Linked DNA regions of Homo sapiens: region 2 is linked to region 1. Evidence: read pairs that join two places in POLR2A ChIA-PET (ENCODE). Cell type or tissue: OCI-LY7. All regions are shown on one strand. Links, peaks and the distances in the headings refer to the core of each region. The heading gives the core; the rest is flanking DNA.

Region 1 (15,883 bases), core at 4,674-12,673:
ACAGAATGTAAGCAGGAGCAATAACAAAAGTGGTAGAAATTTGGATAAGTCAAAGAATAAGATGTGGAAACTCGGGAAAGGGAGCGATTAATTCTGACCTAGGCTGCACCTAGCCATTTTGGAGAAAGTGATACAAATAGAATTTTCAGGTAACAAAAACGTGTGGGGTGGCATGTTGAGAGGGGACCAAGGACTGTGCTGCAGGGCACGCAAACAAATCACTTCAGTGTTCCTAGAGAGTAAGACAGTGGGTGAACCACACATAGTACAAGGAGGGCATGTCAAATTCACAGTAAAGGAGTCTAAAGCGAGGCCATTATATGCTTCTCTTCTACCTATCTCATATATGCCATTTATGAGCCCACTTAATATAGGACCTGCCCTCACCATAACGCTCAGGCCTATAAGAACTCTCATACCTACAAAGACTTCCTCACACCTTTGCCTTCTGCTCTATAACTGGCCATGTCTGTATTCTGTTCAGATTAGAGAGAGGTCCACTGAAGCTTTCCCCAAAAGTTAGGAGACAAAATAACAATGCCCCTAGTAAGCTGACAAAGGGAAACATTGAAAACATAAATGAGGGCCAGGTGCGGTGGCTCACGCCTGTAATCCCAGCCCTTTGGGAAGCCGAGGCTGGCAGATCACCTGAGGTCAGGAGTTCAAGACCAGCCTGACCAATGTGGAGAAACGCCATCTCTACTAAAAATACAAAATTAGTCAAGCATGGTAGTGCATGCCTGTAATCCAGCTATACGGGAGGCTGAGGCTGAGAATCACTTGAACCCGGGAAGCGGAGGTTGCAGTGAGCCGAAATAATGCCATTGCACTCCAGCCTGGGCAACAAGAGTGAAACTCCATCTCAAAAAAAAAAAAAAAAAAACAAACAAACAAAAAAAAAAACCATAAATGAGGAAGCCAACATATGGCTCCTCCTGTCCCTATGAAGAGAGATTCTCTTCCAGATCCCATTCCCAAGCCCTGAAGTCACTAAAGAAGGATGAGTCAAAGAAAGCCAGTTCCACTAAGTGCTTGATTAACTGCAAAGATGCAGTCTCTTTCTAAGGCAATAAAACATCATGGAGTGCTACAGAGATTAGTACAGCACCAAAGGCTTCGTTTATTGTTTTTCAAGAGCAGCTTTCTGAGGGTCTCGTTCTTGTACTTTCTGAGGAAAAGGATATCCAAAGATCCACAGCTGCAGCTTAGCCATGCATGCTGAAGCCTGATCCTCTCTACCACCCAACCTAGGTGTTCACCTTACACAAGCTAGACATCTGAACTAGGCTTCTGGCATCAGACCCAAAATACTAACAGACTAGTAAAGTGTTTCCTGGGCGCAGGAGAGGACAGGAAAGAAAAGAGGAGGACTGGACTATATCACAGAGTGTGAAACACTTGCGTGCAATATTGACAAAACAAACATTAATGTCATCCAAGAAGCAACTGGAAACATCATGAAGAGGGTAAGATATTAATAATTTTTTTAATGGTGGGACAGGGACAGAAAACAAAGGGAGTTAAATCTCCTTTCACTGCCTCTTCTCTCTCAGCTCCTAGAAGTCTAATATTCTTCAGTTTTTTTTTTTTTTATTTTAAGTTATTTTTTCTTGAGTTTGAATAAGCTGCTAACATTCACTGGTAAAAATATGGAACCTTTTCAACCAAAGAGTATGGTACCATTTATACTGCCTCTGAGGCTTCGTGTGTGAGTGTATACATACACATGAGAGCTGGAGCTCACGTAGACCTTCAAACTCTACTTGATGTAAACTGAATGCATTGTTATTAAAACCCCTGGAACTAGGCTTCACTCATATTTGTCTGGGAGATTCAACAAATGCAGATCTCACAGAACACTCTAGACAACTTATCCTTCAGCAGCCTAAGGGAAGAAAAACAGCCAGAGGAGGTAAACAATTCCATGCACTTTATTAGGTTCACTTTGTATAAGTTTCTGATTGGACTACTGCTTGGCAGCATTTGTGGACATTTGTCCAACGGCAAGAGGGAGGGATGACTGTCTGGTAGCTAAAACCCTACAAGAGAATGAGCTGGAGGTGGAAGATAACGCAGTAGAAAGGCATTGAGCTGTGACTAAAGAGGCCAGGTTTCTAGTTTGAGCTCTAACCCTATTTCATTATGTAACCATAGCCATATAACCCATAAAAAGTCTTTTTCCTAAAAGACGGGGTTGGTCTAGACTATTTCCGGGGGCTCCTTTACTTTTAGTAGCCTATGACACCCACGCTGTGAATTCACAAACTACGTTTTTCTGACACAACTTTGTACTACAAATCACCTATATAACTGAATTTTCCTACTCCAAGTAACCAACTCTGAAATCCCAGCACTTACCCTCACCTCCAGGTTGTTTGTATGGGTTGTACTTAGGTTTTGGAGCAACTACCGGGGCAAACTTTTTGGGTGGCTGTTGTGTAGACACTGAAATGCTGGGGTTCCCAAAGGAATGGGTGGTCTCCATCCGTGCAGGCACATGGCCGAGGGGCTCACCAGTGCTTTTGGGTGGCAGCCAAGATGGGTGAGACATTGTTGGAATCTGCAATGAAAAAGAAACACTGTTTTTATGGAAGCATGAAAACGAAGACAATACTCCTCATTTCATTGCTATTTCACCTTAATCCATACTAAATGCATCCTGATAAAGTTCTCTGGAAAGAAGGGTGAAAGAAAATGGAAGAAAGAAAAATGAAGAGGCAGAGGAATCATGAATAGAAAGAGGAGGAGGAAAAGGAGGAAGGAGAGGAAAAGGAGAAAGAAAGAAAGAAAGAGAAAGAGGAGGAGCAGGAAGAGAACACTGCCTCAAACTTGAATATCTCCCTTCCAATAGTTACCTATTTTAGTGCCTAGCCACTCTTGGGAAATAGATATGAATAAGAAATGGTTCCTAACTTGAAGGAGATTTTATGGTAGGAGGATGGAAAAGAGCTTGAATTTTATTAATAATCTATTAAATTAATTATCTCACCAATTAAATGGTTATGCCTAAATGAAGTGCTAAGTTACCTAAGTGAGGTTAAGAACAAGTGTTGCTGAGATGCAGAAAAAGATAGGCTCACTTCTTGGTGGGGGCAGAATTAACAAGATTTTATTGATGAGGTGATATACAGACTGGGTTTGAGTGCTAAGTAGGGTTGAACCTGAAAAATGTTGGCAAAATTATACAGGCAGAAAAGTACACAGCATTTACGTTTAGTGTGCTTGGAGGGCGAATAACAGAAAGTAGCAAGCAAAAGAACTAAAAGGTGGGTTGAAACCAAAGCACAGACAGCTCAGCAGCCACAGTTGAGTTTAAATTTATTCTTCAGGCATTAAGGAACCACTGAAAGTTTATTTTGGAAACAGGGTTTTAACAGATACCTGGCAGGACACTTTTAAATGATCCATCTGCAGGAGCAGCTCTGGTCCCCACCAAGGGGTATGTGGAAAAGGGGAAGAGGGGCATATTGGTTGCCCCAACGTCTGGGACAATTATTAGAATTTAGGACCGGAGGATAGAATATTCAACACATGTAATGCAAAGGTCAGCCCCGCACAACAAAGAAATGCCCATCAACTTGTATGTTGAGCTGATACCATGTTGGACCTTCATGAAAAGCTTGCTTAAACTAGGAGGGGAACAATCAGCCCAGCCCAGATGCTGCTCTGATCAGATTGCATATAATATTTGAAGAGAGGAAATGTCTCCTCTGTCAGGGTAAGCCAATCACCTCTCCAGTCAGCCTGCCTGCTGGGGATGAGACTCAGAGGCTGCTGCCGAGGAGGGCTCTCCAAGCCTGATTGCAAGAGCTCTCCAGCACAGGGACGCCCGGAAGGCACCCTGTAAGCGCCCCCAGCCCAAAAGCCACCTACTAATTTATTAATTGAACTGAATTAATTAAGAGGGCTACACAATTACCTCCAGATGTCTGTAAAGACAAAGAGCATCAGAACACAGAAATCAAAGGCCTCAGTACATGGCATAGTAATAGAGAGACAGGGTGGAGGGGAGAGCTGGGAAACAGTGTTGCCTGGATATTCACATCAGTCCACACCACCAACAAGTGGCATGACTTTGAACGGCATCGCCTCTAGAGCCTCAGATAGTTTCACTGTCTCAGAGGACTCAGCCAAGCACAATGGCTCACGCCTCTAATCCGAGCACTTTGGAGGCCAAGGCAGAAGGATCACTTGAGGCCAGGAGTTTGAGACCAGCCTGGGCAATAGAATGAGACTCGGTCTCTACAAAAAATTAAAAAATTAGCAGGATATAATGGCGCACACCTGTTGTTCCAGCTACTCAAGAGGCTGAGGTTGGAGGATCACTTGAGCCTGGGAGATTGAGGCTGCGGTAAGCTGTGATTGCACCACTGTACTCCAGCTTGGGCAACAGAGGGAGACCTTCTCTCAAAAAACAAACAAACATATAAACCTCTGTCTTCCTTAACTCTCAGAATTTTTATGGCAACCAATGAGATGATATTAAAGTACTTTTTATAGTATAGAGTGCTATGCAAAGTGAGAAAAAAAGAAGCCTCTATTCTTGTAGAAAGTCAATGGCAATTTTATGACCATCTTGCTTGGAAGAACAGCTTGATGTATAGTTTTCTTAAAAGACGAGGATAACATGAATCAATGACAAAGACTCTAAACTGGTAATCAGGACACATGCTATTGAAGCCAGTGATGGTACTGGCTTTTCACTCTGGTTACAGGGCCTTTCTTTTCTTTTTCTTTCCCCCGTACCTTTTACATATTCATATATACACACACATACATACATGTATATATATACACACACACAAAGACACATACATACTTGCTAAACTTGAGTTCCTTAAAAGGGTAGGGACCATATTTTACACATTTATAAACTACCATTAAGGCCTAGCACAAAACCAATATAGAAAAACTACCAATGAATGTCTGTTTTACTCGTGGTTTTTAAATTTAGCTGTTCATTTGGAATAACTTCAGATGATTTTTTTTTTCTAAATACCAAAACCAAACCCATCTCACATGGCTGAGAAATGCCAATTTTGGTTTTGCTTTTGCTTTTAATTGAGGCTTGGTCTTCTACTAAATTGGGATAAAAGTGACTGGTTTGCTTTCAGTATGACTAAAGTGAATATAAGTGTGAAATAAAAGGGATCAAGTAAAGGTTTAAAACTTTTAATGCATTATGCACATTGGTAGTATAAATGTTAATTATAATTTTTAAAATGGCTTAATACTATCCTTGGAAGGTCTCTATAAATCTAAAGTCATTTTATAATAAAAGGTTGAAAAATTGGTTAATATAGGATGCAGTATTTTCTTAAGCAAAGATTCACATTTTTCATAGTAATCCCAAGTTACTGACTGACTGTATCATCTTGGCTTTTCGGATATAGCACAGATATAAAGAAACAGGCAATTTCTGGGAGAGTATAAATAAAATGTAAGTATCAATATGCAAATCATTGGCTCCACAGTCATTTCAGTTATCCCCAGCATCATAAATTACCCGCATGCTGCCCTCCATGAAGAAGCACCTCCAGCTGCTCCTCCTGAGAGGCCCATCTTCTGACCAATCATTTGTTTGCAGATGTCCTCCTCAGTATCTTCTCTTACCATTCTTCTGCATGTCAGCAGTGACCCAGTGACCCCATTCCCAGGATTTATAATAAGTTTTCATGATTCTGAACCCTTGCTCATGCTGTGTTCACCATCAACAATGCCGTTTCCCTCTCTTCACGTTCTACCAAGCCCTATATTTTTATATTGTCTCAGCTCAAATGTCTCTAACTCTGTGAACATTTCCCTAACTTCTCCAAGGAAGAGTAGCCTAATTCCTTTTTCTAGGCTCTTTAGTACTTTCGGCATACTTATAACAATCCACAAGAAAGCCATTTATTTACCTGCCTACATGTCCCAACAAGTTGGAAACTCCAACTAGTCTCACTATACCGGCACAATGCCTAGGCAGGAAGCCCCTTAAACAAGTATGTTACATAGAAATGGGAGAATGAATGAACGTTACTCTTTCTTAGTTACTCATATCTTTCTAGAATTGCTATAGCATTCACTGATACAATCATCTCTTTTATCTTCCCTTAATTTGGTGATGTAATGAAGCATGCTGATAGATTTCCAGATATTGAACTATCTTGGCATTTGTGGAATAAAATCCTATCTAGTTACAGCTGCAGTGCCCTCTTTAGCAACCACTGATACATTCAACTCTTTTTCCCTCCCTTAATTTGATGATGTAATGAAATATGTTGATAAAGTCTACATATTGAACCATCTTTGCATGCCTAGAATAAATCCTTTGTTACACTTGTGTTTTGATATATTAATGAATTAACTAGGCTATTTTATCTATAATTTGTGTACATATAATCATAATAAAGATCATTTTATAGCATTTTTTTCTGCTTGTTTTACTTATCATGATTAGGTTTTGATAGGGGAGTTTTCTCCAACCTCCTCTACTGTCTAGGATATTTAATAACTACACTGGAATTATCTGGTTTTTTAAAGGTTATCCAAATTCAGCATAAAGTCATCTAAATACATCTTCTTTTAACAGACATTAATCATATTGCCAGTAACTTCTATGATAATAGTAGTAGTTTTCTATTTATTCTGAGGTCATTTTGCAGTACTTTTCTGATAGAAATTCACATTTTTTTCCTAGGTTTGATCTCTGCTCCCTCTGAAACAAGCTACTTCTTGTCTAAAAATGACTTCCAACATACTATGCATCAATTTAGATCATAAGCATTACTTTCTACTAGTCCTTGAAGGCAAATCTTGCACTATATTCTACAGTTCAAGTTATACATCCTTATAGTACAATCCCACAGCATCTACATACTGTTGTCACATATTCGTCACATGGTGCTCTGCCCATCTGCTTTCCTGTTCCCCAAACTAAACTCGCAAATCCTTGAGAGTGGAAATATTTATCATTTTATAATTCCAGGGGCTACCACATGATAGGTACTCAATAAAAATGTCTGTTAATTTAATGAATGAATGAATTTATTTGCCTGGCACTGGAGCTATAGATGAATCAGATTCTTATTCTTTACTCAAAGAGCTCAAAGACTATTTGAGGAAGAAATATTTATAAATGTGAAAAGAGAAAGAGAGCAACACAGAAAGCACATGAAAAATCTTGGGGGATGTCAGAAAAGCTAGCATAAGCTTGGCAGAGGTAGCCCTTAACCAGGACTTTGAATGCTGAGTAAATAAAAGAAAACTGGAGTAACCAGGGCAAAGATTAGAAATAATACTGTGAGCTTGGGTATGAAGCAAGGCATTTCTGTAGGACAGGGATCAGACCAGCGGCACCAAAATGAGGGATTCAGGGAGAACAGTTAGGGGAAAGTTTTAAAAGATAACATGAGTTCTGCCTTTTAAAGGTTTTATATAAAGATAAGAAGCTAGAGCTTTTATCCTTGAATAGGAAGATAACAAGAGTGAAAACTCCAGGTATTAAAAATTGAATCATGTAGGATGGATCCAAGGAAAGTGATAAATCCAATAGTATAGACATAGAGTCCCTGTGGCCCCAGTTCTAGTCTCAGCTATACAAGTGTGACCTTTAACAAGAGATGACACTCATTTGCAAAATGAATACCTGTAAAGTCCCAATCAGCTCTAATATTTTAGAGTGCTTTCTTTCTCTAAAATCTTCATTACAGCCCTTCATTTTGATAAATGGGTTTGATGAAACTTCACAAGTTTAATGAACAGATGAACTAGCACATATCATTGGGGCTCTTGGCTTCTAAGAGAGACCCATGTAAACACAAAAATAAGCAGTGGTGAGAACTGGTGTTGCTGGACCAAGATTTACACTGCTCTTACTTCCCCTCATTCTAGCTAGGTTTCACTCGAAGTTCATAATCATCATGAAAGCAAGAAGTGAAAGGGAAGATTTCCAGAGAGGCTCTGAGAATACACAACCACCATCAGCAGACAGGAAAGCAAGAGCAGTGGCCCTCCTCTAAGCAAGATGCCTACTGCTGAAGGGAGCTGGGGAGCTGCTGCTTCCTCAGCATTGCTCTTTCAGAAATTGTCACATGCAAGCAATTAAGAAGAACCTAAGAGGTTTCACTTATCAACTCCTCTGCTGCTCTTCTGTCTGTTCCCCCAGCGGTCCTAAGAAGACTAGAGACTGACAATAAACAAGTGTTTATTGAAGGTTTATTATATGTCTAGCAAATTTTCAATGGCCACACAGTCATCCTGACTGCCATATGAGGTAGCACTATCATTACCCACATCTAGCAAATCAAGAAAGTAAGACTGTAAGAGGTTGAATAACTTGCTCAAGGATATACAGCTAACAAATAGCAAAGCTGAAGCTGGGACACAGATCTTTAACTCCAAATCTCCGGTCTTCACTCTGTACTACCTCCCTATTTGGAGAAGAAAGGAAAACACCACAATTCAAAGGAAATCAGCACTTAACAGTAGTTTTTGCTCTTATTATTTCCATTCCAGCTCTTGAATTCTACTTGCCATAATGTTTTCTCTATTCTGTACCCTCAAATCTAATCATAATAAGCCACAGGACCACAAAGTGATGAAGCCAATAGTCAACAGAAAAAAAAAATCAAGGCACAACAGAAAGCAAATAACTACAAAAGGCTATGTGATGACCAGGACCCGCCCCACGTAGGTGGGAAAACTTAGTGCCATAGGCAAACTGACAATTAATACTAACAAAGCTACTAAGCCTCTCTCAGGATACCATGTGAATGTCAAGTCACTGTCACCCACAAAAACAGAAAGAAGTAGTGTTTGGTCATATTTTCCTTTTTTTCGTCCAAATCAATATGCTACTCTTCTAAAAAGATTTATATAGATCACCAAAACTGAAAAACAAACAACCGTTACATCATATTATCCAACATCCAGTGCAATAAACTTAGAGTAGTGTTTATCAAAACAGTCTGCACACTAACCTCATATGGGGATCTTTATGTATATACTCTGATTCAAGGGTTGAGAATAATTGACTTAGAGCATTTCTATTAATCTTTAAATGACATTGTATTAGTCCCTATATCTTCCTGGCAACTAACTCAAGGCCTAGCTCTTGGTCAGTGTGCACTGAATAAATGAATGATATTAGAAAAGGGACGTAGATTAACACCACAGAACTGAGGGACTATTTGACTTAAACATCAGAAGTAGCTGATGGCAGACTAACGTTTAGCATTCATGTCCCTTAGCAACATTTTCTTCATTTAAACAAGCTGTTACAATTTAAATAACACTCTCCTATAACTTTGAAGGTTTTTTTTTTTTAAACATTCTCTTTATACAAAAGTCAGTACCTTCCTGGAATTTCAAAACTGCTTTCCTAATCATCCACTAAAGTGGTATAATGTGGTTTCCCCTCTGGGCTATACGGCTCTCCATTATTGTTCACATCTCAGTATTTAGTGGAAAGATGCCTGATCTTCAGAATTCAGACCCAGCTTCTAGTCTTGGCTCCGCCATGAGCCCACTGTGTAACTTCCGTTATCTCTGAAATCTTGTGTCCTTCTCGAAAAATGTAGTGATGGAATTAGATGGTACAAATGACAACTCTGCTCACAAGCTTTTATGAGTCTATGAAAGATCTTGACTTTACAAGTAGCCAACGCCAAGTAAAGCAGATTCGATATCACCCGTGATTCTCCTCATTGTTTTGATATCATCTGTAATTCTCCTCTTTGCTCATCAGTGAGGAAGCACAGTCCTCTTTTTCTCTTTTTCTGTCACCCGTTTCCCTGACTCTTCTATCCTCCCCCTTGAAGGAAGGATTCTTGGGTTGATCTCAGAGATTAACAAGGTATCAATCAAGATGTATCATGCACAAGTAAATAAGTATTTAGGCAAACCTTTTCCAAACGGGGTAAGTCCCTACCAGCGTAATTGCGAAGCAGATATGCTGTGGCATGTGGTGGAGGCGTGGGAAGACAGCATTGAAGAATAAGGCAGGCTGAAAATTACACACAATTGTTAGTTGAACAGCAAATGTATTCACTCTTCCTCTGAAGCATCAGGTCACATAGAGCCGGAAGGGCAAAGCAGGATCTACCATGGGCTGAAAATGTCAATGTATTCACTCAACTTCTTCTTACAGACAGCTTTGGCCCAGCACTGGCTAAGTGCCCCACTCTCTGCATGGACAGCTGGCATTGCTCAGAAGAGGTAACGAGAGAACAACGCTACAGAAATGCCAAACCTTTATATAGGCTATCTGAGAGACATTTGGAAAAACTGGAAAAGGCACTAGACTTAGATGCAGAGGACTTGGGCGTACTTTCTATCTAGCTCAGTCACTAATTGGGTCTATGACTTTCGTTCTTAACCTCTTTGAACCTCAGTGACCCTTCCTATCTGTACACTAAAGATTAGATATCCACTACCATTCCCTCTAACTCTCATGTTTCCATGATTCTCCCACAAGTCCACAAGTTCAAGGAGCTAAGGTTTCTTACAAAACTATGTTTTAACTCCTATGAGACCAGGGAGTGTAGATGAGGGAAGGTAGGGTTGGAATCAGCACATTAAATGCCCATCTGCCTTGCACAGAGTACCAGAAAAAATAAATTAACACTAATGGTGCACTCCTTGTTCTTGGCAATGCTGCAGGTGACAAGAAAAACTCAGCGGCATTTCAGGATCCAAATAAACTACGAAGCAGCAAGGGAGAGAAGCATCAGGTCTAGACCAGTAAACATTGTCTCAGATAAAGAAGTGAGACACGGCCGGGCCCAGTGGCTCAGACCTGTAATCCCAGCACTTTGGGAGGCCGAGGAAGGCAGATCGTTTGAGGTCAGGAGTTCAAGATCAGCATGGCCAACATGTTGAAACCCCTTCTCAACTACAAATACAAAAATTAGCCGAGCACAGAGGTGCACACCTGTAGTCCCAGCTACTTGGGAGGCTAAGGCAGGAGAATCACTTGAACCCAGGAGGCAGAGGTTGCAGTGAGCCGAGATCGCGCCACTGCACTCCAGCCTGGGAGACAGGGTGAAACTCCATCTCAAAAAAAAAAAAGAAAAAGAAGTGAGACACAACAGTGACATGCCTCCACGCTGCACTTTCACTTCAGATTCAGAACGGCACTCGAAAAGGAAACAATCAACCCTGACAGGGAAACAACAGCACTGAAAGATCAGGACTCTCAGGAGAGAAGGTTAAGGACGGAACAAATACTGACTAAGTGGCCTTTAGTTTGCCACAGTTTCTATCAGTCAAGGAAAAAAAGACATGGTTGACAATAGCCAGGACAGACTACTTAAGAGCTAAAAGGTCATAGAGAACCCCAGCTAGGAGAAATCTTAGGAAATAATTTACGTCTTCTAATTTGAGTATTCAAATACCGAGATTTAGAGAAGCTAAAGAAACTTATCCAATGTAATAGAGCAGCTAGAACATATCAGAGGCTGGGTTTAAACCCAAATATTCTGTCTCCAAAGAGCATCTGCAGTGGGAAAGTTTGATTACACAAGCTTATAACTCTATTGCTAGATTATAACTAGATGGGGTAGGTAAAAGGCAATGGAATAGGGCACAGAAGTAAACAATTTCTCTGCCAAGAAAGTTCGCAACCATGGCACTGAAAATTAGCACAGAAGATAAATGGCCCCAACCTTGCATTCCAGGTCACATTTGATAACAATTGTTCCACGTGGCAAAGTAACCAAGAAAATGTGAATTCTCTCTGGACCTCAGTTTCTGCAGATTTAAAATAATAAGCAACTAATGATGACCTTCAAAATCTCCTCCCACAACTTCTTATGATCCACAATGTTATGGCTAGTCTGTGGAGTGTGCAGTGCTGGCAAAAAAACGGGCTCCTTAGCAGGTTTCTTCTAAGTCCTTGATTCTTATAGACTGCTTTTCTGTTCAAGGCCAAGAGAAAACAGGCAACAATAGCCTGCACCTCTTTGAGTTCAGTAAATCTGCTTCTAAAGGTGGAAATCTGGATTTGTAAAGGTGAGACGCTAAGTGCCTAATTCATAAAGATTTTGCCCCTCACCCAGGAAAAAGTGACGATAGGAAAAATCACCAATATGATCTCTAATGAGACCTAGCAATCTCTTTAACGGTTATCTAGCATCTTCTATTTCTAAACCTACCAATAACTGTGTAAGTCTGCAAGTTAACTGCAGCTCACTTAGCTGTGTTTCCCTGACAGCTTGTTCAAACTTGTATTAAAACATGTAAACACTCCATTTTAGATATCCATTTACAAGTGTGTCATGACCATTAGTCAGGCCATGAGATTTTGCTACCACTTTAGGATGTTCTAATTATCTTAATTTTTTAATGATTCTGTTTGTATTTTTCTGTTTTTGAATATTTATTTTGATATCTCAATAAAATAAGGAAGATTTTAAAAGCAATTTTAGTTATAACTTGAAAAAGTAGAAATTCTTAATTTTTCCTTCAATGAATATGAGTCTACTATTGATGAACGTTAAGACATATTTACATCTGATAACACTGCTTGTGACTGTGAACCAATGTTGATTCAGGCCACATAATCTGCTAAGAGTAATCATAGCAACAAGATGGGGAGTTAGAGATTATACTTCAGCCTTTTGAACATCATATTGTTCACAAAACTGTCAACTGTGTTGTTTGTATCCTACATCAGAACTACTATAAATTAGCTTAGAGCTTTTGAATTGAGTTTGGACATTATAATTTATTTATTTGTTTATTTTTATTATTATTATTATCATTATTATTATTTAGAGACAAGGTCTCACTCTGTTGCCCAAGCTGTAGTGCAGTGGTACCATCATGGCTCACTGAAGCCTGCAACTCCTAGACTCAAGTATTTCTCCCACCTCAGCCTCTCCAAAGTAGTCGGGACTATAGGTGTGCCACAATGTCTGGCAAATTTTTTAATTTTTTTTGTAAAGACAGGGTCTCACTAGTCTCGAACTCCTGGGCTCAAGCGGTGCTCTCACCCTGGCCTCCCAAACTGCTGAGATTAAAGTCATCACACCTGGCCTGTAATTTAAATTACTATTATTGAATTAATATTTTATTGTTATTGTAAATTAAAGTTTCCAGTTTAATCTCCGATTCTCTAATTACATATCATCTTAAATATCTATTAAGAAAAAGCTCAGCTGGGAGCAGTGGCTCACACATATAATCCTAGCACTTTGGGAGGAGACCCTGGATTGCTTGAGGCCTGGAGTTCGAGATCAGCCTGCGCAACACAACAAGATGTGTCTCTGGAAAAAAAAAATAATAATAATTTCTAAAAAACATTAGCTGGGAATGGTGGCTCGCCTCTCTAATCCCAGCTACTCGGGAGGCTGAGGTGGAAGGATCACTTGAGACCAGGGGTTCAAGGTTACAGTGAGCCACGATCATGCCACTGCACTCCAGCCTGGGCAATAGAATGAGACCCTGTCTCTAAATAAGTTTTTAAAAATCAACTTTATTCTAAAGCAAAATATAAGTATATTGCTAAATTTAAAATTTTTAATCCACAAATAATAGAAAAATAAAGTGGTACCAGAGATATAAATTATCAACCTTCAAGGACCATGAGATACAGTTTTAGAAAACAAAGAAATCCAACTTCATGCATTATATACTCTGAAATATAATTTTTATTTAACTCTAATTCCAAGAGCCTAGAGAAATTATTTCTCAGTATTTGAAATGGTATGAAAAACAGGCAAGCTTCTCACTAGTTTTTGTAAGAGAGGCTAGTTTTGCAATTTCACATTTAATAGCAAAACGATTGGAAGCATTTTCAACTGGGGACCTTTTTCTTAAGTCATGTTGGAAGTTGTTCCACTTTTATTTCAAGATTTTGAAACAGAGACAAAATCTGGTTAAGCATTAACCAATGGCAACACAGTAAAAATGAACCAGGCTGTTTCAAATCAGTTTCAGAATCACATCTATGGACATTATCCCTTTTAAGTTTCCCTTGATGAGAGAACTGTTGTAGTAGCTTCTGTATTTTTATCAATTATTGACCACTGTGTAAAAATATAAAATAAAATACATGAAAAATATACTCAGCTAATGTTCTGGGGAAATAAAACACAAATACATACACACACACACACACACACACACACACACACTTTAGATATTTTTAAAGAAGTAGCAAAGGACCCAACATTCACCAATACAGAAGTTTAACATCCTTGAAGTGTGAAATTGTTAATGAAGACATTTTATCTAATGTGGAGCTCAAGATGAAGCTTACCCACCATCTGTGAGTTCATTTGTACATGTCCAATGACAAGGAACTCATTACCTTACAAGACAGCCCCTTCCATGGCAGAAAAGTTATGACTGCTAGAAAGTTTTCTGCAGCTGAAGCCTGTATTCCCATAAGTACCACCTATTGGTCCTACCTGTGCCCTCTAGAATCACAAAACCTCTAATACATAGCAGACCTTTATATATTTCAGGTAATTTATTTGTTTCCCACTCAGTTTACATCTTTATGTGTTTCAGCTTTAATCAGTCTAGTTCTTCCCCTCTTTAAAAAGTAGCCTTACGACTTTATAACCAAATATTAAAGATAAATTTTTAAGTCTCAAACCAGTAGCTTTCAAACTTTTCCTTAGCAAAATAAATGGTTTCTTCATGCCAAATCATAAACAAAACCCCAAGTATAAATAGAAAAATTAATAAAACCATTACAGGGGCATTTAAATCATCACACTTTGGCAAAACATACTTTAATTTGGGGGAAGCATAAAATGCATTATTGCCCTAGTATCTCCAGTATGCTATAAGCCAGACTGGAAACCCACTGGTCTAAAATATTACAATACTGTGAGTGAAGAAAAAAACAAAATTGGTATCTACTTTATCTATATATTCCTAGGACCTAATACACAGTATATCCCATCATCAGATCTCAGCAAGTGATTGTTATATAAAAGAGAAGGTAAACTTAAACCCATGAAAATACTAAGACTTAAGCTCTGGTTTCGAATCGTTTTAATTCACATTTCAAACACTGTTCTTGAAGGCTCTGTATAATTAGGATGACCATACATCTCCAATTTATACCTGCTGTTCTGGTGTAATTATTAACAGTGCCCCTTTGCAAAAGTGTCCCAGTTTTGACGATAACTCATATAATCACCTACTGAAAACACTGTGTTAATGAGGTTTTGGTCGTTTAGTCCAAGTGAATCCTGAATACAGTCAAGTCCTCTCCCAGAAGTTCCATATGGCTAAAGCCCTCCCATACTTTTGGTTCATTACTGGCGTGGATAAGAGGCCACAGCAATTAGCAACGGGAAGTAGAGGAGGCTTTGGGGGCTTCCCTGCTTTAGGAGCATGTGCTCTTAAGAAGGAAAGAAGGTACTAAAATGAATCTTCGGGAGAAAAGCAAGATATAGCAGAAACCTAGCAGAAACTATTATCAACTAACCTATTCACTCAGCCTCTTTCTCCTGAAGCAAAAATGTCACTTTTTCTTAAAATAAAAATAAAAATAAATCAAGAGTGTTTACTTCAATTATATCTTTAACACCTGACCCCACACATACGAGATTATCAGTGATTTTATAATATATACTTGGTTACAAGTACTAGAAGGACAATATGTTGCCTGATTCTTAATTTGGAGCAGGAAAAAAAAAAATGTGTCTAAAATACATCCAAATGCACTCACTAGGGTACAATGTAAAGGTGGAAGGGATTACTAACAACTATTTCACATTTCTAAATTGGGGTTACACAGAGTTGAGGGAAAAGTCAGAAGAATTCAGTGAAGGCTCAACATTTCGGAATGTTTCAAGGTGGTTCTTTTATGGCCTATTAATTCCACGTGCAGTTGCCTTGTGTCTGGGTGGGTTTTGTTACTGCAGTGGCCTCCCATCTA
Region 2 (15,883 bases), core at 4,448-12,447, 110 kb after region 1:
CTACTTTCTATCGCTACAGACTCTATAGATTTGCCTATTGTGGGCTTTTCACATAAATGGAATCATATAATATGTGGTCTTTCATAACTGGCTTTTTTTTTTTTTTTTTTTTTTTTTTTGACAGAGTTTGGCTCTGTCACCCAGGCTGGAGGGCAGATCTCGGCTCACTGCAACCTCCACCTCCCGGGTTCAAGCCATTCTCCTGCCTCACCATCCTGAGTAGCTGGGATTACAGGCACACACTACTACGCCCAACTGATTTTTGTATTTTTAGTAGAGACGGGGGTTTCACCATGTTGTCCAGACTGGTCTCGAACTCCTGACCTCAAGTGATTCACCCACCTCGGTCTCCCAAAGTGCTGAGATTACAAGCATGAGCCATGGTGCCCGGCCTTGTAACTGGCTTCTTTCACTTTGCCATAATGTTTTCAAGGTTCATCCATGTTGTAGTCCATATCAGTACTTTATTCCTTTCACTGCTGAACAATATCCCATTTTATTTTATGCCACATTTTGCTTTTCCATTCAGCCAATCTACTTCTTAAAAATAAAATAACCTCCCATCTACCAAATAATAGCAAGTGTTTTGATAGATATTAATTCTCAGTTTGACATATATTTTGCTTATCCCTTCGATGATCCACTCATGACTGTCCAATTATCCATGTTTAAAAAGTGAGCTTTGCATTAGACAATTCTCAACAGTGGAATGAGGTGGCAGTACCTTATAACCTAAGCCATTCTACATGTAAAACTCATCAAGATGGTAAGTTTATTGTTTCAGTATACAAAGAGCTCTCGCTAACATGATATAGCTAGATTGTGGGCTCCCCACGTTAGGAGCCATAGTTACAGAGCCCCAGGCGGGCAGGCTTAGAATATACTAGAGGAACAACATCCAAAACCATCTCTCTCTCAAGAAAAACCACATTTTCTGCTTCTTAAGATATTAAACCCAACCACTTAGTAATAAATACCTATAATGTGCTGTGCGCCACCATTATAATTAATAAGATATGAGACCAGTCCTCCAGAGTTCAAAATCTAGCAGAAGAGACATATAGAATGAGTCAATGCCAGCTCAAATAAAATTAACGGTATGAGAGAAACTCAGAGAAGGGAATCTTCCATTTGTTATGTCTCACTTGTAATGCTGGTGATTTCATTTCTAACCTTGTTTGTAGAGTTGGAGCTAATTATTACACAGTAGAGACAGTACATAGACTTCCATGAGAATGTAGAATCTATACAAGTTGATCCTTACTGGGGGCATAAATCACACCAATAAAATTACCAGATGACGTAGACCTCAAAAGAAACCATCAAAAATGGAAAGTCAAGGGGTCAAGGAGGTCATCTGTCAAAAGAGAAACACTTTCTGCCTCCTTATAAAGCATGCTTTTCAAGACACTATCAGGAAGCTGGTAATTCACTGAGAATTGCCACCTAAGAAACCATGTAGTGTAAATAAAAGAAATAGATTTCCAAAACCTATGTCAGGTAAACCATACTCTAGTACATGATGCTAATAATACAGCACTAGGCTTATTGGGTACCATGTGTGTAAGAGATTCAAAGGCATTTTCCAAAGAGAATTCAATCCTTCCCACCTCCCAAGCAAGTATAGTGCAGACCCTTAAGTCATCAGGAAACTTAAGAGCATATTCCATCCCTCTTGCTCTATATTCTGACGACATGTCCAGTCTTCCAGATAAAGGCACTCTGCAATCAGAACTAGATGTTTGAGTCATGCTTCTGTTTTTTGGAGTGTAGAGGTATTGACCACCTTAGATCCAACTCATGAAACAGATTAAGTTTTCACACAGTCCAAAAATAATTGATATGCTTAATGAGAACTTATTTCACTTAAAATTTCTACCAGCATGAAACCCTCTGTAATATGCCCATCCAGTTTGTACATCAGTAGAAGTGCTCCTCTTTAAATTCATATAGCAAGTTTGCACATCCTGTTTCCTAATTACCTCATGCAAAAAAGGAATTGTACCTTCACTTCTCTTGTTCATTAAAGCAAGGTTCACGAAATGCTTTGACATTTGATTTTTGAAAAACACATGCTGGTTTAACCGAAGGTCCTAGAGACTCATTGCTGTTTAAACTTGGGGAGAAACAAGATGGTATCAAATCACAGTTAACTTTTTAACTGATCTGTTTAAAGAAAATTAAAATGGGCATTTTTAAGATATATTACAACTCTATATAATCTGACAGTACTTGGTAAGAATTACCTCCTTACAATCAAATCAGGGTGGTGGAGCAGAAAGCACCCTAGAGTCAAATGTTCTGGGTTTGCATCCAGAACTGCTTTAAGAAAACTTATTTCACTTCTCTGAACCACAGATCCACCATTTCTAAAAGGGAAATAATGATAAACCCTGCCTTGCCTACATCATAGAGATGTCATAAAGCACACATAAGAAAATGGGTACTTAAGTGTTTTGAAAGCTACAAGCCCCCCACACAAGGTAAGGTATCATCTTAATGTCCTTTCTCTTTTTTTTTTTTTTTTTTTGAGACAGAGTCTCGCTCTGTCGCCCAGGCTGGAGTGCAGTGGCATGATCTCAGCTCACTGCAAGCTCCGCCTCCTGGGTTCACACCATTATCCTGCCTCAGCCTCCCGAGTAGCTGGGACTACAGGCGCCCACCACCATGCCCGGCTAATTTTTTTTTCTTTCTATTTTTAGTAGAGATGGGGTTTCACCGTGTTAGCCAGGATGGTCTCGATCTCCTGACCTCGTGATCCACCCGCCTGGGCCTGCCAAAGTGCTGGGATTACAGGCGAGAGCCACCACGCCCGGCCAATGTCCTTTCTTATAAAGACATTCTTAATGACATGAAAAACACTTTAGCCTTTCTGTTTATATTTTGAATAAGCCAAAGAAACATCTCAAAATCAACACTACCAATTCCAGGAAGTTTCACAAACACACACGCACACATACACACACAGGCTTTATAAAGATAATTGTTGTTTGGGACAAGAAGCCCAAGAAAGTAAAAGATTCTGAAGAATTGTTCGTCTTAGAGTTCACCTCAGCAACACATCTTTAAAATTAAGTATCATTCAGTGTATTCTTACTCTTTGAAGGTGGGTGAAATACATATGTTAGAATGTATTACCTTTCAAAAAGTGGTATGCCAAATTCCCACCCACCTCCTTCTGATGCTACAGAAACAGTCCAAGGAAGAGGTGGCCCCATTATATCAATGCTTTCTAGAGAAGAGGGAAATGGGAGAGAGCTCTGAGGACAGACCCAGGCATGTGCAGACTGAGGAAAGACAGAACTTGCCCGGAAGACACAGAAAAAATACCAACCAGCAGGCCACCTTTGACCAGTGAATTGACCCTCAGTAGCCACATGGCAACATTCCACTAGGGCAGCTTATCAAGGATGCGGATGCATTCCATTCCCCACACACTCTGTCATCTGAAGTTTACTCGTTCAGATAAACAAAGGTCAAGGACAGAGAAGCCAAGAACTTTTCCAAGGTCATTAGTAGCTGTGTAAATACAACTCCTATGTTCTAAACTAAACTTGCTGATGCTCTTGGAGTGAAGAGGCCGGGAACATGAACAGTCCTAAACTATTCACTGTGTACCTGTCCTTCTCGGTGGCTGTAGTATAATGGAATAGTAAGTGCTACCACTGAAGCACGGCATGCTGTGTGCCAAGCATTGTTCTACATGCTCTACGCATTCTAACTTTGTTAATCCTCACAAGGACCCTATGATGTAAGCCCATTTTATAGATGAAGAAAGTACAGCACTAGAAGTGAAGTTGTTTGTCCAAGGTCACATGATATTATGTGGTAGGATGGATCCAAACCCAAGCAATGTGGCTTCGGCATCTGTCCCTAAACAGTACACAAAACTGCATGTTGAACCGGGCATGGTGGCTCACGTCTGTAATCCCAGCACTTTGGGAGGCTAAGGCAGTCAGACCACTTGAAGTCAGGAGATCGAGACCAGCTTGGCCAACATGGTGAAACCTCGTCTCTATTAAAAATACAAAATAAATTAGTCGGGCATGGTGGCATGCGCCTATAGTCCCAGCTACTCGGGAGGCTGAGGAAGGAGAATCACTTGAACCCGGGAGGCCAAGGTTGCGCCACTGCACTCCATCCTGGGCGATAGGGTAAGACTCCGTCTCAAAAAAAAAACCCTGCATGTTTATGAGCACTTCCAAGATAGGGTGAACTCCCACCATGAACTAGGTACCTTTGCAGACACTCACATACATTTTGTAATTTATTCTCATTATGATATTGAGAGAAAGATTTTATAATCCTTTATTCACAGGAAGACACCGAAATCCTAAGAGGTCCTTAAATTGAGGATTTTACAAACACTAAGAAGCATAGTAGGGTTTGAACACCTGTCTGATTTCAAGTTCCATTTTCTCTCTAAACATCCAGGTTCTGCATGAGTTCTGAGGTTCTCTAATCATCATTAGCACTATCTGTCTACGTATGTACCTGCTTATTCGTTTTTTGCCAAGTGGTACCATGAAAAAAACATGTGTTTACAGGGAGACCACAGCAGTTCTACCACTTACCAGCTGAATGACTTGGACAAGTTACTTAGTCTCAATTTCCTCATCTAATGATGAGAACAATAATAACAGTACTGACTATTATCTCAGATCATATTTCATATGATTGTTAAAAAATTACATGAGATGATGTATGTAAAATACAAGAGTGAACATCACATAAGTGCTCAATATTTAGTCAATAAATAATTGAGTGAATTTAAATTTCAATGATGTAACATAAGCAAAAATCCTACTAGAGTTCCTGTTCTAGAATATTCTGTCAAAACCAAGAACATTATTAATGTATCGTTAGTATCCTCTCTAATAGTTTAAACATGTCTTGGGGCTCATAGCCACGTCTGAGCTAGTCTGTAAAACACACAGTGGCCAGCACAGAGCCTTGGATTTTAGACGTGCTATGATTCAATGATTGTATGATCTTTGTTTGAATTTACTGAGAAAAGAAAATCTAAAATGCTAAAATAACTCCTCTCAAAGCTTAGAAGCTTCAGTTGTCCATTTTCACTCAAAACTTTATTCTCAATTTGAAAATTATTACCCATAATTGAAGCCTAAAACCCACTAAAAGGCATCAATTTAATGTTATTTATTTCTGATACATTTCCTAAGAAATAAGGAAGAAAAATGATTTCCCAATCTCCATATTTTAAAATCTTATCTCTATCTTCCCTACAAAAACTTATAACATCATTTATTTTGTTCCAGGTCCTTAACAGATGGTAATCACAAGTGCTTTCCTGATACAGTTGCTAGCTAGAGGGGCGGGGGGGTGGGGGTGGGGGGTGGGGGGTGGAGAGAGAGAGAGAGATTGATTTTAAGAGGCTATTTGGCATCAAGAGAAGTTCATGTGGCAGAAGTATTTCAACCCGGACATCAAATGAAAAACAAATGCAAGAGTACATAATTAACTTTTAGGAAAAGAAAAAGTATGTATGTATGCATAGATGTGTGTGCATAGGTGTGCACGTATGTGTATAGACAGGTGTAGATACACAGATCTGTGTGTATGTGTGTGTGTGTGCACGTGTACATATGGAAAAGGCCAAGGCTCCACCAGGAGCTCTGGACAACGACGTGAAGGGGAGCAATGCTGAGACAGGACTGGAGGCTGGAAGACTAGTTTTTACACCTCCACTTTGCCACTCAACTGCCTCATCTGGAACAAGTCATTTCAACTTGGTTTTCTATTTCTAAGAATGGAGACCTCACGGGACTGGTGTGAGGTTTGAGCAACAAACGAGATCTGAAAGTGTTTTGGAAATGTGTGTACAAGCATAAAGGGACGTTACTACCCGTTTGTTCCAATGCCAAGGAGAGCAACTTTTTGTCTGAGCCAATGTCGCTCACAAGTGGAATCTATTCCCATCACAGCCTGCTTTCGGCAAAGGAAGAAGGGATGTGGACAATTTTCCAAAGAGGCAATGCTTTCTAATTTCTCTATTATTTCCAAAACAAAAAAGCCAAATCTTTCTCCCACTTTTGTTTTTCAAAATAAAAATAAATTATAACCCTAACTTGCTAATAAATGCAGGCTGGAGCTGTCCTTAAGTAAAAGCTTTTGATAACAAATTGCCTGCACTAAATGCTATTTTACTGCTGATTTTTTTATTGTTGCTTAAGCACAGCAATTATGCTAATAAGCCTGGGAGGATGGTACATCCAGCATTGAATCTGACAGATAAAATACTCAATAAAATGCTAATCTCACCTGAAAATTGGAATCAGACAGCCTTATTAGTATTTATGAATATGGCATCTTAAACATGTTTTTTCAGAGATGAATATATATGAAATCAATGTTGTCTCCTAATACAGCCTGCCATTTCTAGGCCTCTATGTGCTCTAAATTCAAGGTGACGATTACTCCTTGCCTTTACTTAGCTTCTTGCCAGAGAAAAAAAGAACTTATTGGCCATCACTACTACATAAAGAATGAAGCAATAAAATGCTTCTTTTTTTCCTTCATCCACCTTCCTACCTCTCTCCTCACCCCACCTCCGCCAGTCCCCCGAAAAAGGGAAGGTAAGAACTGTCTGTCTGAGCAAAGAAAGAAGGCAGATTTGACAGCAACGAGAACCATTTGTCAAACCATCTGGCTTCTCTCTTCACCTGACAGGAGGGAAGAGTGAAGTGTCAGAAAGAGCAGGGAATTGAGAATCCAAAGAGCTGGCTTTTAGTCTTGATTTTGCCATTTCCTCGATGTGTGACCTTGCCAGACCTCAGTTTCTTAAATAGAGACCTTCTGGAGCCCACTGTTTATGTCTCTATGAGAAGCCTCCATGGGCTGCATTAACACACGGGGCGGGGGATGGCAAGCCCCAGTATCCATGAACACTTGAATATTATAAGCCAAGGGAGATATGAGGCTGGTGGAAACTTGTAATTTTTAAACTTGTGCTTTGGCCAGGCGCAGTGGCTCACGCCTGTAATCCCAGCACTTCGGGAAGCCGAGGTGGGGGGATCACTTGAGGTCAGGAGTTTGAGACCAGGCTGGCCAACATGGTGAAACCCCATCTCTAAGAAAAATACAAAAATTAGCCAGGTGTGGTGATGGGTGCCTGTAATCCCAGCTACTTGGGAGGCTGAGACAGGAGAATTGCTTGAAGCTGGGAGGAGGAGGTTGCAGTGAGCCAAGACAGCACCATCGCACTCCAGCCTGGGCAACAAGAGAGAAATCCCATCTCAAAAATATAAAAAATAAACAGGTAAATAAAAATAAAAATAAACCTGTGCTTTGTCTTACATGGTCTCCTCTTACTATTAATGTGTCCTCGATTTTGAAATATATACCCCTAATGTATATTTGAAATATATATCCTCCATATATGCTTGAAATGGTCCAGGCTTAATATTAGAGGCCTTGGACAGCAAGCAAAAACAGAATGGCTCATTTACCAGCCATCCTCATAAAGTTAGCTGGCTTTCCTTTTTAGTATCAATACATTTATTTGGGGAGGGAACACAGAAGTGAGATGCCCATTTTAAATTTCAGAAACTAACAGTATCTGAATATTGTATTATTATTTACAAAAAATAAGAAGTTCTCTTCTTTAATTTCCACACTAAACCCCATAAAGCAGTAACAGAGAAAATACTGTTCTCCAGAAGTTGCCATGAATTAGGAAATAGAGGATCCGAGAGGACTTTCTCATCCACCTAGAGTAAGTGGGTTCTGGGGTCAGGACAAGCAGTTTTGCCTTCTGACTAATTCCAGCATGCTGCCAAACACACCACAGCATCCTCTGGGTCATAAGCATGTTGAGTCACTCAAACCTAAAATATCCAAGGAGCAATTCCCTGCTCAACACAAGGAGAGAGGAATGGAAGCCTCCATGACCACAGCAGCACTTGTGTCAGAGACTTCTCCCACCCCTTCAAGACCTCAGAGAGTTTCCAGAAAGTATGACTTCCTCTGGGAAAGTCCCAGGCATGGACAAATCAGGCCCACACTAAATAATGGAATCTGACACGTTGTGACAAGGACGGGCACAGATCTCAGAATCCAATTCATTCCAGGGCCCTTGGAAAGTCACTTCCCTCTATAAGCCCATTTCCGCCTCCATATAAGTGGGTCTTTTCAAGACCAAAGAGGTACCTCAGCCACCAGAAGAAGGGAGAAAAAAGACAAAATGTGCTCCAAAAATACAAAGAGTTCGGTACAGCTTACAAAGGGTCTTCCCATTGCTTTCTGGAGGTAGTGTCCACAATGCAGACAAAGCTGAACTATCCCCAACTTTTGGGTAAAGAAACAAAGACCAAGAAACTCAGAAATTCTCCCAGGATAAACAGCAAGCTAGGAAATCCTCAAACCAAAGTGATACTTAATGCACAGCTGTTGGGGGTTGTGGGAGGGAGGCTGTTGGTGCTGGTGCTTTGCACAGGGCAGAATATTAAAAAGGAGGCCAGAAACAGTGGCTCATGCCTGTAATCCCAGCACTTTGGGAGGTCGAGTCAGGCTGACCACTTGAGCTTAGGAATTCAAAGCCAGCCTAGGCAACATAGTGAGACCCCATCTCAACAAAGAAAAACTTTTCTAATTAGCTGGCATGATGGCACATACCTGTAATCCCAGCTACTCAGGATTGAGCCCAGGAGTTCAAGACTGCAGTGAGCCATGATCACACCACTGCACTCCACCCTGGACAGCACAGTGAGACCCAGTCTCAGGAAATAAAAAAGAGGAGTTAGTAGATTCTACATTCAGTAACCATACTATCCAAGACACCCCACCCTGCAAAAGGAGAAGATATGGGGATTACCATAATATCAGAGATGTGCACAACCCACGGGAGAGAAACAATTTACCACCTCTCTCTAACGCTTCACATATATAGAAACAGAATCCAAGTCTGTATACCCCTTTATCTTTATTATCCTACGACCAACAATACAACTTGCAAAGCACTATCACAATAAATTTATCAAGCAGAAATCACTATCTTCTAATTTACAGAGGAAAAAGCTGAGGCACTAAGAAGTTGATTGATCTGCCCAATTCACATGGGTCTCTAAAAGCAGGGCCGGGACTCACAACCAGGGCCCCTGACCTCACATGCCCTGTTTGTTCATTTTTTTTTTCTTCACTTGCTTATGCCCCCTCTGAATTGCCAGTGCTACCATTTTTCAGTAAACAACCAGAGCAGAAAGTCAGCTCTGAACCGATACATCTCCCAACAGAGGAATGATTCGAGTCATACTTCGAGGAATAATTTCTGGGAAAGCAGAGGAGGTGATGCTATCAAACAGTGAAACCTAAAACTCCTACTCACTACCTGCCTGAGAGGGCAGGAAATGGGGCCGAGGCCCTTTCCCTACATGCTCCCCCTGCCCGTTTTTGTCTCTCGCAGTCATTACTAAACTTAGCACCGTAATCAAATGAAAGCTGTTTCCCAGCTGTATGGCCTTGGGTAAGTCCCTGATCTCCTTGGTTCTGTTACCAATACACACTCATGCACACATGCACGTATGTGGGTACACATACACACATACACACACATCCCAGACCATCCCTTCATTTCACCTAGCAGGATGGTAGCTACAGAAAGCCTCTGTCTTTCTTATCCTGCAAAACACCACAGCTACCTCCTAGGCATTCAGAAAGTGTCTCCAGACCCAGCATCTGAAGCTCTGACTTGAATCCTCCACCTCCCCCTTGGGCCTCCTGGGTCCCATCCCATTTCTCCTGCCCATCCTTCCCGTAAGCCCCTCTTCTCCAACCCACTTGCCGTTGTCCTACATTAGGCCTGTGCACCTCCACCTTGAATAAACACTAACTTGTCTCTCATTCTCAACCTTCCCTTCTAACTCCATCTTTCTCTGAGTAAATACTTCCAGCTCTGTAAGAGCTCCTCCTGGCCAGACACAGTGGCTCACACCTATAATCTCAACAACTTTGGGAGGCCGAGGCAGGCGGATCACCTGAGGTCAGGTGATTTGCCCACCTTGGCCTCTCAAAGTGCTGGGATTACAGGCGTGAGCCACTGCGTCCGGCCGAGATGCTGATTTTAGAAGGATATAAACCATATTGTGCCTAGAGAAGTGCAACCAGTTTGGTGGAGGATGTTTCCAGAGCTTTCATAGGAGGAGCTCTTTTTGTTTTATTAATTTATTTTTATTATTTTTTTTGAGATGGAGTCTCGCTCTGTCACCCAGGCTGGAGTGCCGTGGCGCAATCTCGGCTCACTGCAACCTCCACCTCCTGGGTTCAAGCGATTCTCCTGCCTCAGCCTCCTGAGTAGCTGGGATTACAGGCATGTACCACCACGCCTGGCTAATTTTTGTATTTTAGTAGAGATGGGCTTTCACCGTGTTGGTCAGGCTAGTCTCGAACTCCTGACAACCCTTCCTAATAATGATTAGTGTCTCCATTTTATAGATCTGAAAACTAAGGCCCCATGTCAAACATGTCTCTTGCAGACTTAGCACTGGAACCCAAGTGTCCTGGGCTGGCTCTTTTTCTCTTTCCTTAGTATCACGCATCCTCTTTCTACCTAATATATAGCATACTTATCTGAATGAGCCACTAGAAGCAGTAGTCAGCAGTACATGCAGAATCTGAACTGCAAGTCAGAAAAAGGTGTTTCGCAAGTAGCAATTCTAGTTAAGATCTCAACAGTGCTGTTGGGAGGCGGATTTATCAAGCACATCATGTGAGCAGTCTGACCCTGGACTGTTCCCAAAGGTCAGAGCCATAAAACGCAGCCAGAATTTCATTCAATTTCACAAATGCAGCAACTTGGCATGTCTGCTTTCCTTGTAACAGGGGCAACTGCAAAGTCTTCTTCAAGAAGATTAATAATCAAAGTCAAAAATTCAGAGGTCATCATGTAAACCACTTTCTCCTTTTTAAAAGCTAAGCTTTTCCAATATGAGGAGGGTTGACACTCTAAGAAGTTGAGAGCTAAAGAAGAGATGGCACATTCTGACCTAACTTCACTAGGAATGCCACCAGCATCTTAAGCAAACACCACCTCTCCTTGTGCCTCTAGAGAGACAGGATTAAGAAGGAGCCTGGGGAAAAGCTGATAGCTGCTCATAAAAGCCATGCTCCAAAACCAAGTTCCCAGGGGCCCTTCTAGTTCCCTGGGTTAACTGCATTTGACCTTCCAACCCCTCAGGCCTCCTCAGTAATTCAATTTAACAGTTACAGAGTGCCTATAAATGCCAGCTACTGAGCTAGCCTCCAAAGGATCAGAGATGTCTGCCCTCTGATCAGAACTCAGAAACAGATACCACCCATTGAATACAAGGTGGTGTATGAAAGTATCTCTGAAAGTACAAACTGTGTGATGGGAAATGGAGGAGGAGAGAGACTGACACCAAATGTGAAGTCAGATGTTTCTGAGAAGGTGGAATTTGAGCTAAGCATGAAGGATGCTGCCTGGCAGAGGTAGCCAGCAGGGTGGCACTGCACCTGGGATGAAGAATATGAACATGGGGTGGAGAGGCAGGGGCCAAAAGGAAGGCAGAAAGGTTGCCTGAAATCATGAGTGTAGGGTCCTAAGCAGGGATGTCACTTATGCCAGGAGCATTGGGAGGCCAAGAAAACACACAGCAAGTCTCAAGACAGAGGCTCTGAGCTCACTGCTCTTAGGAGCACCCCACCAAAATAAAGACTCCCTCTCCAGTAGCCCAAGGAGATGAACATGTGTACACAAGCCAACCTCCTGTCACCCTGCATTCCAGACAAGGAACTACACAACACATGCATCCCTCCTGCGCTACCATGGCCTCCTGAAGCTGGACAATGTTATCACAACCTCCAGTATTAAATACAAAGCAACAGTGGACCCAGAAAGTATATCAGCAGGAACCTGACAATTCAGAGCTGAGACTAGGTGTCCAAGACCTGATGTTTCAAGGACCCACAATATTATGTAAACGCCTGGCCACTGAGCCCCATATTAAGCTAAAGACAAGAGACTAAAAATATAATAAAGAAAGTATGAAAGGTAGGAAAGTATTGCAAGGGAGGGAGGGAGGGAAGGAGAGAGAAAAGGAGACGAACGGTAAGAAAACAGAATATAAGGGAAGGGAAAAGAGAGGAGGGGAGGAGAAGGACAAGGTAGAAAGACACAAAAAAAGGGAAGAAACGTCTCCCAAAGGGCAAGGTGAGAAGGAGAAGGGAAAAGGTTACAGTTATCCCTCTGCCTATAAGAATGATTATATACAAGTAAAACATGTGACTGCAATTCGGAGTAACTATTTCAATGTTTGTAGTCATGATATTTCATGAAAGAACAAAGAATTTAAATTTTATACAAATAACTGTTGAGGTTTTTAAAGCAAAAAATAAACATATATTTACAGGTATATAAATGTGAGACAAAAACTAGACACATGGCAAATTGCTAATGACGGTAACTTCTTGGAAGAAAGAAAGATGGGGGAGGAGAAAGGAGTTTGGAAAGTTGCAAAAATGGTCACAAATTTTCCCCTTCCCTACCTATGTCCTCATCCTTGCAATATGACTTTGGAGCTTTTTTTTTTTTTTTTTTTTTGGTAGAGTCTTCCTCTGTTGCCCAGACTGGAGTGCAGTGGGGTGATCTCAGTTCACTGAAACCTCCGCCTCCTGGGTTCAAGCGATTCTCCTGCCTCAGCCTCCCAAGTAGCTGGGATTACAGGCACGAACCATCATGCTTGGCTAATATTTCTGTATTTTTAGTAGAGACGGGGTTTCGCTATGTTGGCCAGGCTGTTCTCAAACTCCTGACCTCAAGTGATCCATCTGCCTCAGCCTCCCAAAATGCTGGGATTACAGGTGTGAGCCACTATGCCTGGCCTGACTTTGGAACTTCTGCCACCAAGAAATATACTCTTTCTAAACCCGCATCACTAATAAGTGTGTATTTGTTTACGGACTTATCCATACATATGTAAAAGGCTTTTATGTGCTTTACTAAATTCAAATGTCTTCCTACAAACAGTAGTAAGAACCACATTTATTAAATAATTCATATGTGCAAATTGTTTTAAGCTCTTCACATGCATTATTTCATTTTGTCTTCAAAAATTCCTTTGTCGCCTGTAATCTCAGCTACTTGGGAGGCTGAGGCAGGAGAATCGCTTGAGCCCAGGAGGCAGAGGTTGCAGTGAGCAGATATTGCACCATTGCACTCCAGCCTGGGCAACACAGCAAGATTCCCTCTTAAAAAAAAAAAAAAAAAAATTCCTTTGTCGTCCTATCATTAGCCCCAGGATAGAACTGACATGAAGAAGAAGCTGAGTCACAAAAATTAAACAACTGGCCTAAGGTCATTTGTATACAATGACCTGGACTCTGGATTTAAATCCAGACAATCCAACTCCAAAGCCCACATTCTCCCCACTATGTCTGTGTCATCGTGTTAATCCACCAGTTGGTTAACCCAGACAAAACGGGAACTGGTTAAGACCCTGTTCTGGCTCTTGGTGAACACTACTTCCTTTCAAAGACTCACAAATCACCTGTCTACATAGGACCGTCGACAACTGGAATCACAATGAAATCAGCAGATTCTAGACTCTGGATACCTGTTTCGTTTGGGGGCGGGGTGGGGGATGGGCACTGGACTTTTTTGATAATACCTATTTCCTCGTCTCCTCACTTTCTGGCATTTCTGCTGATTTCTGGGTTTCCTCAAAATTACTGGTAGCCGTTCCCCATCAGAAGTTCTCTTCTGTATCCTGAGATGCGGCATTCGTGGTCCATGAAATTTGCAACCATTTAAGGAAAGCAAATTGCTCTCTCACAACCTCTTCAATTGTCATAGGCATCAATTTCTTCCTAATGATGTCGATTCCACCCTTCATAGATGACCCACCCCCTTGATAGAGATGACTGACAGAGGCAGAAAGCAGCCATGCAGCTCCGCTTTCTCCTTTCATCTGGGCCATTACATCACCCTCTTCGGGTTACAAAAATGCTAGACATCCACACAAAAGGACTCCCTCTTCCAGAGCCCATTCGAATCCCACTCATGTCTAGGAGGTCACTGAAAACGAAAGGCAGTGATTGGCTGCCAATTACATCACTGCTCTACAGGCCTGATTAAACTCTTAATTAATTGAATGCCACTTTACTTACACACCTCACTCCACAGACAAATAAATAAACACAAAGAGAACAACACAGGGTGAAGGTAGTAATAAACTATAGCTTCTGGCTCAGGTAGGAAAGAGGAGCCATTTGCTGGAGTTACCTGTCATTAAAAATGATTCGGTCACCAGGTGGAGACACACAGCTCTCTATATTAAATTAGAGGAATGATTCAAAGGGGACCAGTTTCAGCTGACAAGAGCAAAAAGAAATCAATTTTAGGTTGCCAGGACAACTAGACTTTTCCTGCAAGAATAAATTTGATACAGCCCTAAAATCTGACAACTAAATGTTTCCTCACATTACATCACATCCCTAAAATGTGTGTTGAACCAGTGAGATAATCAAGCCTGCTAATTACTTTCTACAACACCCAGAAGATACAGAAATGATGGTCTTGGCTCCAGTCTGACTTTCCTCTAACAGCTCCACTCGCTATCTTACTTTTATAGTGAATGAGGATTGTGTGCTTCTTAAAATGAATCTGAAAGCATATCATTGTCAGTTGGTCCTTGAATCCTAGAGAAAGGAAGGTGAGCACCTTCTCAATTCAAGTCCCCTAATGGGTTATATCTATACCCATGTTCCCTGTCATATAATTCATTGGCTACCCAAGGGGTTCCAGAGAAGGAGTCCAAAGTCACAGAATTATATTTAATACAATGGGGGGTCTAAAGGGACTTGAGAGGTTACCTTTGTTTTATAGAGGGTGAGTCTGAGGCATAGGTAGGCAAAGCAACTACTCAAGGCCAGTGAAGCTGGTCAGCAGCAGAGTCAGGACTGGAATCCAGCTCTTTGGATAATGGCTTCTACGCCATTTCCTTAAATAGCTGCAGTCATTCCATGGCTGTGCCTTGGAGACTTTAGGAGCTGAAGTTAAGTCCACTTGATCTCCTACTAATCCATGGGAGGCAGTGACCCCAAATGGCCTCATCCCAGGAGGTCAGAGTCCTGAACCCAGATCCAAAAATATCTGATGAGATGAACGTTCCCTGTGCATTTACATTCTCAGAAGCCTGAATATCAATGTACCTCCAGGGGCTATTAAAAACAAGAACAGCTAATAAATCATGGGAAAGCAGTTCACAAATGTAAAGTAATACAAAAATGCTAAGCATGGATAATATAAGTGCCCCAGGCTGAGGCAGTTCCCTGGAGAGCGTGATGCTTTCAAGTGGGCTAGGCTTTGGCGTGTTATTACACAGCCTCCACCATCATCTACCAGAAGATGCAAAGGACACGCCTCTCTCCAACCTCACTCTCCTTTCTTAGATTGCTCCCAAGTTCTCGAGAATGCCCCTAGATCTTATTATAACGTATTGTATTATAATAGAGCCATGGTTATATAGTCTTCACTAAGTGTAGAGAAACACCGAGAGGAGATCTGAAACAAGCAGCTCTGTGCACGTCCCCAGACCACTGACGGGAAAGCAAATGTCAAGCTGTCCCTAGCTTGTCATAAACCAAGTAAACCATGAAAAACAATGAATCCACTAGAAGATGCATGTCAGCCAATTCAGCCTTGAGAGTCGATTCAGAATCAGAGAGGTCAGAAGAGTATATAGCACACACAGCAGGTCTCTGGCTGCAGGTGCCATGGGAGGAAGAGGTGAGGACAGAGCACTCCTTCCAACCACCTACATAGTCTTTGGCAGATGAGGACTTGCTCCAAGCCAGGTAAGCAGAAAAGGCCAGGGGACGAATATCAGGGGTGAGTAGGGTAAAAATAAAA

The links. ChIA-PET counts read pairs that join two places held together with the same protein. Peaks named below come from ENCODE experiments on the same cell type or tissue, not always from the same donor. Only the 100,000 strongest peaks of a DNase experiment are listed, where the experiment ranks them.
Region 2: POLR2A ChIA-PET joins it to region 1 with 8 read pairs; 2 of 35 experiments call an interaction of 5 or more read pairs at or near these places.

Annotation. Positions count from the first base shown.
Region 1 is chr3:188,392,789-188,408,671 of GRCh38, reverse strand. LPP (LIM domain containing preferred translocation partner in lipoma) reads right to left here. Exons shown (of 12, transcript NM_001375462.1): 4 at 2,359-2,560. The coding sequence starts at 2,551. Among named protein-coding and RNA genes, the nearest start is that of LPP-AS1, 170 kb to the left of the region's middle. In OCI-LY7, for the core only: no CTCF peak of the experiment used is centred there; DNase peaks (open chromatin) are centred at 7,951 and 11,131; H3K4me3 peaks cover 934 bases; H3K27ac peaks cover 868 bases.
Region 2 is chr3:188,278,293-188,294,175 of GRCh38, reverse strand. The region is part of intron 2 of LPP (LIM domain containing preferred translocation partner in lipoma); the gene reads right to left. Among named protein-coding and RNA genes, the nearest start is that of FLJ42393, 110 kb to the right of the region's middle. RefSeq lists a silencer at 3,241-3,535 and an enhancer at 3,241-3,535. In OCI-LY7, for the core only: a CTCF peak has its summit at 10,614; a DNase peak (open chromatin) is centred at 9,445.